Linked DNA regions of Homo sapiens: region 2 is linked to region 1. Evidence: read pairs that join two places in POLR2A ChIA-PET (ENCODE). Cell type or tissue: Caco-2. All regions are shown on one strand.

Region 1 (5,000 bases):
GTGCCACCAGAGAATAAGACCAGTCAAGGGTAGGAAGAATTGGTCTGAATCAAAATCTGGTTAAACTGCAGTGTAACCTGGGGGCACTTTTCCCAGAAGGGACAACCCTTTTCATCACCTGAGCCCACTGGTGGTTCTCCATATGGGGCTGAGGTGACCAAGCAGAACTGGGTGTCATTAGACCCATCTGATGGGTTTCCATACCTTGAGTCTAATCCAAGGTTCCAGTTTCTTCTGAGCAGTTAAATAGTGACCAGAGCTAATATCATTCTGCTCTTACTTTCTGTTTCCTATGCAGAATCTAGAAGTCTTAGGAGTTTGTGGGCCCTACACAGCTGGTAATTCCCAGGAACTTTCTTTTTTTTTTTTTTTTTTTTTTTTAACTATCTGGCACCACTTACCTCCAGCCATGCTGGATGTATTTCTGATGTTTGGTTTCTTTTGTAGAATCAAACTCCTTATGGCAGAGGGAAGGCGGGACCTCAGGTGGAGTGTGAAGGGCATCGTGTCAACTTGAATAAGTAGCAGAGAATCTGGGTGAGGGAAGGAAAGGGAACAAATTAGAAAGTGTGGCCCCCTGAAGGCAGCAGATTCAGCCTCACATAGCTTCACATACCACATCACATCCTACCCTTTCCTGGCCCTGTTCCTGGGCCTGCCTTGTGGTGGGCATTGTTTGGAATCCATTCTCCCCCGTCACATCTCCTTTTCTGATGAGAAATTCCTAACGCAAACTTCCCTGTGCCCCTCCCTTGGCCTGGAACGTCCCCCTTCCCTTCCCTAACAGCTTTCCATTCCTCGGGAGCTGCAGAGTCTTCTCCAAAAGGCTGGTGCTGGGCTCCTTGGCCAGGAGGCACCGTGGCCTATTATTCTACTTGACTCTGAACTCCCTTCTCTCCCTAGGGCCTCGAGGGCAGGGACACATGTGAGACTTCTTCCACAGGCTCCAGAGCACCCATCACAGCCTATGCACATAGCACGTGCCCAAAATACACACAGTTGAATGAACAGACGAATGAATACCACCGCAATCGCAAGTGAAATAAGAGGCCGAGTTTCTGTCGACATGTGACTTCCCTTATTTAGATTTAGGTTTCTAGAAGGTATAGGGACTTTGTGTTTTCTTCTTTGTCCTTCCCCTAACCCCACTCTAGGCACAGTGCCTTATACAATCTTTGGTGAGTAAATAGATATTGTAGATTTTTAAAAGTAGAATGTGTTTTTTAAATCACAATTAAAAGCTAAAAAATATGATTTTTAAAAAATAGAGGTGGTCTCAAATCTCTAGGAAATTGTGCTCAGAAAGGAATCCTGTAAGTTGACTTCTTTTTTGTTTGTTTGTTTTTCTTGAGGCAGAGTCTCGCCACTCTGTCTCCCAGGCTGGAGTACAGTGGCGCAATCTCAGCTCAGTGCAACTTCCGCCTCCTGGCTTCAAGAGATTCTCATGCCTCAGCCACCTGAATATCTGGGATTACAGGTATGTGCCACGACACCTGGCTTGTTTTTGTATTTTTAGTAGAGGCGAGGTTTCACCTTGTTGACCAGGCTGGTCTCAAACTCTTGGCCTCAAGTGATCAGCCCACCTTGGCTTCTCAAAGTGCTGGGATTACAGGCGTGAGCCACCACACCTGGCCTAAATTGACTTATGCTATTAAAAAAAGAGGTTTTAGCCAGGTGTGGTGGCTCACGCCTGTAATCCCAGCACTTTGAGAGGCTGAGGCAGGAGGATTGCTTGAGGCCAGGAGTTCAAGACATGCCCAGGCAACATGGCAAAAACCCATGTCTACCAAAAAAAAAAAAAAAAAGCCAGGCATGGTATTGCATGCCTGTAGTCCTAGCTACTTGGGAGGTTGAGGTGGAAGGACCACTTGATCCCAGGAGGTCAAGGCTGCGGTGAATCAAGATCACGCCACTGCACTCCAGCCTGGGCAACAGAGTGAGACCTGTCTCAAAAAAAAAAAAAAAAAGATAGGTTTTAGTATGTCAACAAAATCTAGAGCTAGATAACCACATTGTGTTGGTCTCTAAAGCATAGCCAAGGTCCTTTTCATCCAAATATACCCAGTGCCTAGCATAGTGGCACAAAGGTGGGAGTTCAGTAAGTGTTTGTTGGATGACTAGCTGACTGCAGAATGAATGAGAGCAGGATTCAAGGACAGTGCCCATAGTGAGGGTTCTGGACAAGCCTGACTTTCCACAATTCTATCTAAAGAGAAGAACTCAGTGGAATTCCAAACCACCAATTTATGTTTTCAACTCTAATCTCCTAGATAGAAAATAATGTAAACCCCAGGGCCATTTTAACAAAGAATTTGAGATTACATGAAATCTCTAGCAAACAAAACAAAAAGAATATTGCTTTGGAAGGAGGAGAGATGTACTTAGAGCCAACAGTGAGTACTTTAATAGCTGTGGGAACAAAGTGCTGTGGGGACACAGGGGAGAGAACACTTAGTCCCCGCAGGCTAGTGGGAGGGGGTGCTGGGAGGAGTCAGGTGAGGTAGGATTCCATTGCCCAGTGAAGATTCTGAGGCTTAAAGCAGCTGCTTTGGCAGGTCAGGCCTGGGCTTGCCTAACGCCTGGGCCTGGCAAGCCTGACCACCTTAGCCAAGCAACTGAGCTACCAGCCAGGGTCCTGAATGTCTGTGGTTCCCCAGGGTCACTGCACACTGCAGAGAGGACCTAGCACCTCTGCCTGGCACACAGCAAAGGCCAAAGAGAGAAGCTTTCCATAACCTTGTGGGGAATAGCAGCCACTCCTCTGATAACCGTCCTCATTTGCCCAAACCCACTGGAATGGGCCACCCCACAGGTACCTCCACCCACCCTCATTATTACCCTAGAGGGCAGCAGGTGCAAGCTGTGTGCTGTTTTGCAAATACATTTTAGCCAGGAGACCAAAGTCTGAGGGTTATTGCCTTCTCTTTCCTTTATTTATGTACTGTTTTAATGTAAATGTAAGTTGATTTCTAGGTTGCTTTCCTGGCCTGGAGAGAAATGAGTGTTGCCAGAAATCCTGCCCTGTGAAATGCATGCTGGGAGTGTGCCAGGCACCCCAGTGTCACCCACCGTGCATGCTGGGAGGAAAAGAAGGCTGAGAGCCCCTACCTTACAGAGTCGTCCCTTTGAAGGCAGGGTTAAACAGGGTGTAACTTGGCTCCTGCAAAGTCAAAAAAAAAATGCCTTCAATATACACCAATCAGAGAATGCCCACTCACAGTAAATGATAGCAACTACCACCATATATGGTGACCCACAGTGTGCCAGGACCATGCTAGGGCGTTTACGTACATCATCTGTTAGTTTGTCACTATAGTCCCACACACAAAAAAGGCATTGTTAATCCTATTACAGACAGAAACTGAGGTCCAACGAGCTCAAAGAAGTTACCTAATAATAAAGCAGGTCTAAGTTCATGTTTGTTTGATCACTATTTACCTTTCTATATGTATGAATCTATGTATGTATCCATCCATCCATCCATCCACCCATTCATCCATCCATCTATCCACCCACCCATCCATCCATCCACCCATTCATTCATCCATCCATCCATCCATCCATCCACCCATCCATCCATCCACCCATTCATTCATCCATCCATCTATCCACCCATCCATCCATCTATCCATCCACCCATTCATCCATCCATCCATCCATCCATCCATCCATCCATCCACCCATCCATCCATCCATCCACCCATTCATCCATCCATCCATCCATCCATCCATCCACCCACTCACCCATTCATTCATCCATCTATCCATTCACCCAGCCATTCATCCATTCACCCACCCACCCATTTTGTGGTGTTAGGAATCACATCCTCAGTATATTTTAAAAATAACAGGGACCTTCCCACTATCCCCAACAAGGTGATTTTAGGGCCAGAGCCTCTTCAGCCCATATGCTTTTAGGGACTGAATCCTGAACTTCTCAGACTTTCTATCAGGGCACTGGGGAACCCACTGCTGCATGGCCCAGGTATCTTGTTTTCCGGAGTGGTCTTCCTCTAGAAGTGAGGTGAGATGAGATCCAATCAGTGAGCCCTGGCTAGAATCCAAAAAGCTACCTTTCTGCTCTGAGCTCTCTCTTTTCTCTTTAGAGAACAAACTATCAAACCCAGAAACATCATTCCCTAACATCAAATATATCAGAGAGGAGCCCCACAGACAGTCAACCCCTAGCCAGATCTGACAAGCCCCAAACTTCAGTGTAAAAATATCTCATGTATGCTTGTCACAGATTTCTGAAATTCCACCTTTAGAAAGTAATTTCTCTGTTTACCCAAGCAATCCAATCCTAGGACTGTATCCTACAGATGTGCTCAAACAGTGACTGAGTACACAGCAGCACTGTTTGTAAAAGAAATGATTTAGAAACAGGCCGGGCACAGTGGCTCATGGCTGTAATCCCGGCACTTCGGGAGGCCAAGGTGGGAGGATCGCTGGACCCCAGCAGTTTGAGACCAGCCTAGGCAACATGACAAAACCCTATCTCTACAAAAAATACAAAAATTAGCCAGGTGTGGTGGTGCATGCCTGTAATCCCAGCTACCCGGGAGGCTGAGGCAGGAGAATCACTTGAACCTGGGAGGCGGAGGTTGCAGTGAGCCGAGATCACGCTACTGCACTCCAGTCTGGGCAACAGAGCGAGACTCCATCTCAAAAAAAAAAAAAAAGAATGAGGCTACCCTACACACCTTATCTGAAATAATCTCCCAATGATGCAAAATTAACAAGGCAAGGTGGAGAATTCTCTATTAACCGACATGCCCATGTTCTGTTCACATCCACATAGACATCTGTGGAAGGATGGAGAAGAGCTTGGTATCAGTGGTGCCCTCAGAGGGGAAAGTGGGAGACTGGGGCCTGAGCAGGAGTGGCTGTCGCACTACATTTTATGTGAATGGCGCCCTCTGGAGTTGTGCCTTGGGGTGGCCCTGATGGAAGAGAGGCTTTCTGCTCTTTTGTCTTTTCTGTCCTTTTTTTTTTTTTTT
Region 2 (5,000 bases), 300 kb after region 1:
AGACACCTCAAGGAGATACTGTACCAGTATTTCAGGCTCACTTCCCTGAGGTTTCTTCGCTCTGGGATTTTGCCCCTTAAGTCCTAGCTACTTTCCCAAGCTCCAACTTTTGTCTCTTCAACCAAGTGGGATTACTGCTTGCTGCTAGGTATTTATTTCCCTGTGTTGTGAATTTGCAGTGCCTTGAAGAAGTAATCAAAATGAACACAGAGCTCACCAAAGTGTGCTTCCCTTTTTTCCCTCCTTTCAGCTATTTTATTGCAGCTCGTCAAGTTCTCCCTGCATTGGTTTGCTCCCTGTTGCCTATAAAAGATGTTCTACTTAACCCTTTTCCTGTTTGCCCCAAGAATACTTGCCAGCAGCACTTGCTGCTGCAGTATTTACCCCAAGATAACTTTGCCACGAACTCTCGCTTTTATTATTACTTTCGTTTAGCTCTAGTATATTGACTTCAGAAAAAAAGGACATCGTTCTCTTTATAGCATTCTGTTCTTAGTAGTGGTATTTCCATTTACAAAGTATAATAATTCTCGATCGCTGAAAATGTCGAATCCTAGAAAATGTAGCATTCCTACACGTGATGTTAACATCATTCTCGAACAGTTCTTGGACAGAGATTTATTTAATGAATTCGATTTTTCTGAAATAGATGATTTTGATGATTCAGATGCTTCTGATACTAGATCTGTTTAGAAATAACATCAAGAACAGTTTTTATATTTTATTTTCACATTGAAAATCAGTCAGATTTGCTTTAGCCTCAAAGAATGTGTTTACGTAAAATTAAATGAATGCTGGCAGTGAGCTGTACTTTTTTTTTCTAAACCGGAAAAGGGTTAATATAGCTTTCATCGTTGTTTTCAGTAGGAGGGCTAGTCCAATCACAAGCTACTCTATTGTGGCCAAAAGCAAAAATCTGGTGGTAATCATTTTTAATCGCCATTGTTGATTTCTCCGCAGTGGCTTCTGGCATTGATAACTTGGTTGTCACATGGTCATATGTGAAGGCACCCGGTTTATTCATTTGTTCCTTTGTCCATTAAATAGTTTTTGAGCACTTCTTTCAGGCCAGGTATTACTCTAGACACAAGCAATATAACAATATTTAAGATAAGATCTGTGTCACTTTGGCACTTGCAGCCTGTTTTTATAGAAAGGCTACTAAATGGTTGCCGAGTCGGACTTGTGGTAATTAAAATAGACTTTTCTTGTGTGGGGGTTGGGAGTGAGAAAAAAGAGACTGGAATCTTTTAGATGATTACATCTTCTTTATATAAATATTTTTAGCCTTTTGAAAAAACTCTGTAGAGCTTAATGCAGTTCACAGTTCACCCACACTACATCAATATTTGGCCTACCTTTTGCAAGCCCAATTCCCTAACTATGAGTTTCTGTGTTACATAAAAATCTCACCGGGAGCACAATTATTTGACAATTTGAGTTGAAACTCCAGGAACTGATTTATGGAGAACAAACTTAGCTCTGAAATTATGTCTCTTTATGAATATCGACATGAAATCTGATGAAGAATCATCCTACTGTGGTTTCCCATTTTAACTTCTGTTTTTGAAAAACATTTCAGATGCAACTAAGCACTTATTAAATGCTTCGTGATACCAAAAAATGGCTTGGTGGTCTTTGTCTTCCAGAATAGCATAAATTTCAGTGTTACCAAGATAAAAATATAATCTGGGCACATGTCACTGTTAAAATATTATAGTCAGATCAAGGATTCTATTCCTGTCTTTGTTATTCTTTCCCACTTTTGAAACTTTATCCAGTGGATTTTTTTTTATTACAAAGACGTATTCCAGAGATAACAGTTTGTACTTCTGATTATGATCCATGTTCATGTGATCAAAAGGCAGCAATAATAGGACACTGTCATATATGGTAGCTCCATAGAAACTAGGCTGCACTGGGAGGACAGATTCGCCATCTTGAGCACCTGTGGCTTGGTATTCTCGAAATTGTAGCCCCTTTGGAATGGCTGAAGAACTACCAGTTAAAGGTAAAGAAACCAGACACACAAGGCCACGTATTGTATGATTCCACTTACATGAAATGTCCAGAATGGGCAAATCCATAGAGACAGAAAGATTAGTGTTTTTCAGGGGCTGGTGGGAGGGGGAAATAGGGAGTGACAATGTATACAGGTGATGGGGTTTTGGGGTGATCAAAATGTTCTGGAATTAGGTAGTGGTAATGGTTGCAAGACATTGTAAATGTAGTAAAAAACAATGAATGGTACACTTAAAATGAATTTTATCTTATATTTTAAAAAATCACACACAGGCCGTGCACAGTGGCTCACGCCTGTGATCCCAGCACTTTGGGAGGCCGAGACGGGTGGATCACCTGAGGTCAGGAGTTGGAGAACAGCCTGACCAAAAGGGAGAAACTCCATCTCTAATAAAATACAAAAATTAGCCGGGCGTGGTAGCGCATGCCTGTAATCCCAGCTACTTGAGAGGCTGAGGCAGGAGAATCACTTTAACCCGGGAGGCAGAGGTTGCAGTGAGCCTAGATCGCACCATTGCACTCCAGCCTGGGCAACAAGAGTGAAACTCCGTCTCAAAAAAAAAAAAAAAAAAAATCACGCATAGCTAGAAAGGCTGTAGCTAGTTTGAGGAAGTCAGTACTAACACCTGGCTATTCAGAGAATGCCATCCTGCCCCCCTTTCTTTGGCATCAACTCTGAAGCATAGTTATGTTATGGTTGGAAAATCTTTTCTAACTAGAGATTAAGCTCTTGGGGACAAAGTAAACTTGCCTCTTACAGGAAACACCAAAGTTCCAGCTTAACAGAGAAAGGGAACCTCCTTGGGAATCATACTTTTCCCATTATTGGGTAGTGCTCGGACAGATGTCAAAGTGCTGTATGTTTCCATGGTGATCATATCCAGCTTATCATTACTTGTATCTTTGCCCTAAAGTTTAATTTCTTACTTTGGGACTCATTATAATAATGGGAGCACCGGCCTTTTGGGAGGCCAAGGCGGGTGGATCACGTGAGGTCAGGAGTTTGAGAGCAGCCTGGCCAACATGGCGAAACGCTGTCTCTACTCACGCCTGTAATCCCAGCACTTTGGGAGGCTGAGGCGGGCGGATCACGAGGTCAGGAGATCGAGACCATCCTGGCTAACACGGTGAAACCCCGTCTTTACTAAAAATACAAAAAATTAGCCGGGCGTGGTGGCGGATGACTGTAGTCCCAGCTGCTCGGGAGGCTGAGGCAGAAGAATGGCGTGAACCTAGGAGGCAGAGCTTGCAGTGAGCCGAGATCGCGCCACTGCACTCCAGCCTGGGCAACAGAGCAAGACTCTGTCTCAAAAAAAAAAAAATACAAAAATTAGCTGGGCGTGGTGGTGGGTGCCTGTGGGCCCAGCTACTTGGGAGGCTGAGGCAGGATACTCTCTTGAACCCAGGAAGCAGAGGTTGCAGTGAGCCGAGATCACGCCATTGCACTCCAGCCTAAGCGACAGAGTGAAACTCCGTCTCAAAAAAATAAAAAATAAAAAATAATGTAAGTACCAGGCCTTTGTTTGAGTTCAGTTTTTCTTTGGTGAGCACTTTTCTAAAATCTCTCTCATCTTACCTATGTTAACTTTGTCTCAGAAGCAGGCTCATTTGTGCAGTTAGCTGAAATATTTATTCAGAAAGTCATTTATAGCAGTTGTCTTTTCATCAAACATAATACCTTTAAAATAGCAGAAAATTAATGCCATTCATGATTTTGCCATTTTACTAAGTAGTCAGAAGCTATGTCTCCCTTAGCCCCATCATATACATTTGAAATATCTTTATCCTAGATAATCTGTATTCATTTGAATGCAAAAGTTTTATCAATATGAGTGAACTTATACATCTTTTTATTCGCTGATGGAGATATCACTTGAAACTTTGTTCCTGGCAAAGCAAAGAGATGAAATGTATTGAAAAAAATCGATTAGACTTTTAAAACTTCAAAATACTTTTATAGAAAATGTAAATAAGATTGTTTCTAACTGCAGAGTGTTTTACATAAAATCTTTATGTGAAGAATTTATATTGCAGTACAATAAAGTCAGTGCTTTTTATATGTTTTGAATGGTAAACATTTTGAAGGTATTTTTTGAAGTAACTAGGTATTGACATTTTTTAATAATATATTTTGAATAAAGCACACCTAAAATGCATGAACTTGTGTAAGTATTTGGCATCATTAGTCTAGTTGTACATATTTTTAAAAATAAGAATGGGCTTAGAAGATAATGTATTTGTAGTAAGTATAGTATATTTTTTACTGAGTGAGTCTGATACGTCTTTTAGATATTTGAGTAAAGTCTACTGTTAAAGTATTCCAGATTTTTAAATTCCAGTGTCCTTGCTGTGGAATCTAGTGTTGGCTTTCTGATGTCAGAATAATCAAACCCTGCTCATATACACATCCAGAAAACTTTTTCTAATGATGATACATTTAGCAAAATCGCAAGTCTTTAAAAATTCTAGTTAAATAGACTTACTTGAGACAAGTGTACATTGTGAAATCTAAAATAAAAATTTGTGACTATATAATACATAATCTTCATTATGTAGGCTATTTCTAAAAACTTAGTTTCTGTGCTGATTTCATGTTAAGTTTTTCAAACGTTAGCAGATTATAATGGCTACAGTAAGTTTTGTTCTAAATCTGGTAGCCATTTATTATTAAATGATTAATGATTAAACATTAATCATTTAATAATTACTTAGGAATTATAAATTACAATGTCAAATCTTCATACATCAGGCTCCTTGCACTATAATTACTTAAAATTAGTTTGCATCAATAGTCTATATAAACAGATATCTTAGTTTAGAGGAAAAAATATTCTATTTTCTAGGTACTTTAATAGTTTGGTCTTGTGAAAATTACATAGGTGTGTGTTTATGTATGTGTATACACACATGTATTGGGGGCTTACAATACCAAATTAATAAGACTGCCCCTCACTCCTTAAATCGACTATCTGCCCTGC

The links. ChIA-PET counts read pairs that join two places held together with the same protein. Peaks named below come from ENCODE experiments on the same cell type or tissue, not always from the same donor. Only the 100,000 strongest peaks of a DNase experiment are listed, where the experiment ranks them.
Region 2: POLR2A ChIA-PET joins it to region 1 with 10 read pairs; 3 of 35 experiments call an interaction of 5 or more read pairs at or near these places.

The regions. Positions count from the first base shown.
Region 1 is chr14:91,155,799-91,160,798 of GRCh38, reverse strand. It overlaps DGLUCY (D-glutamate cyclase), which reads right to left. Exons shown (of 14, transcript NM_001102368.3): 2 at 3,109-3,160; 3 at 402-533. The coding sequence starts at 504. Among named protein-coding and RNA genes, the nearest start is that of SNORA11B, 32 kb to the right of the region's middle. RefSeq lists a silencer at 4,180-4,474. In Caco-2, no CTCF peak of the experiment used is centred here; DNase peaks (open chromatin) are centred at 2,488 and 4,378.
Region 2 is chr14:90,853,957-90,858,956 of GRCh38, reverse strand. RPS6KA5 (ribosomal protein S6 kinase A5) reads left to right here. Exons shown (of 17, transcript NM_004755.4): 17 at 1-5,000. Among named protein-coding and RNA genes, the nearest start is that of LINC02321, 28 kb to the right of the region's middle. In Caco-2, no CTCF peak of the experiment used is centred here; no DNase peak of the experiment used is centred here.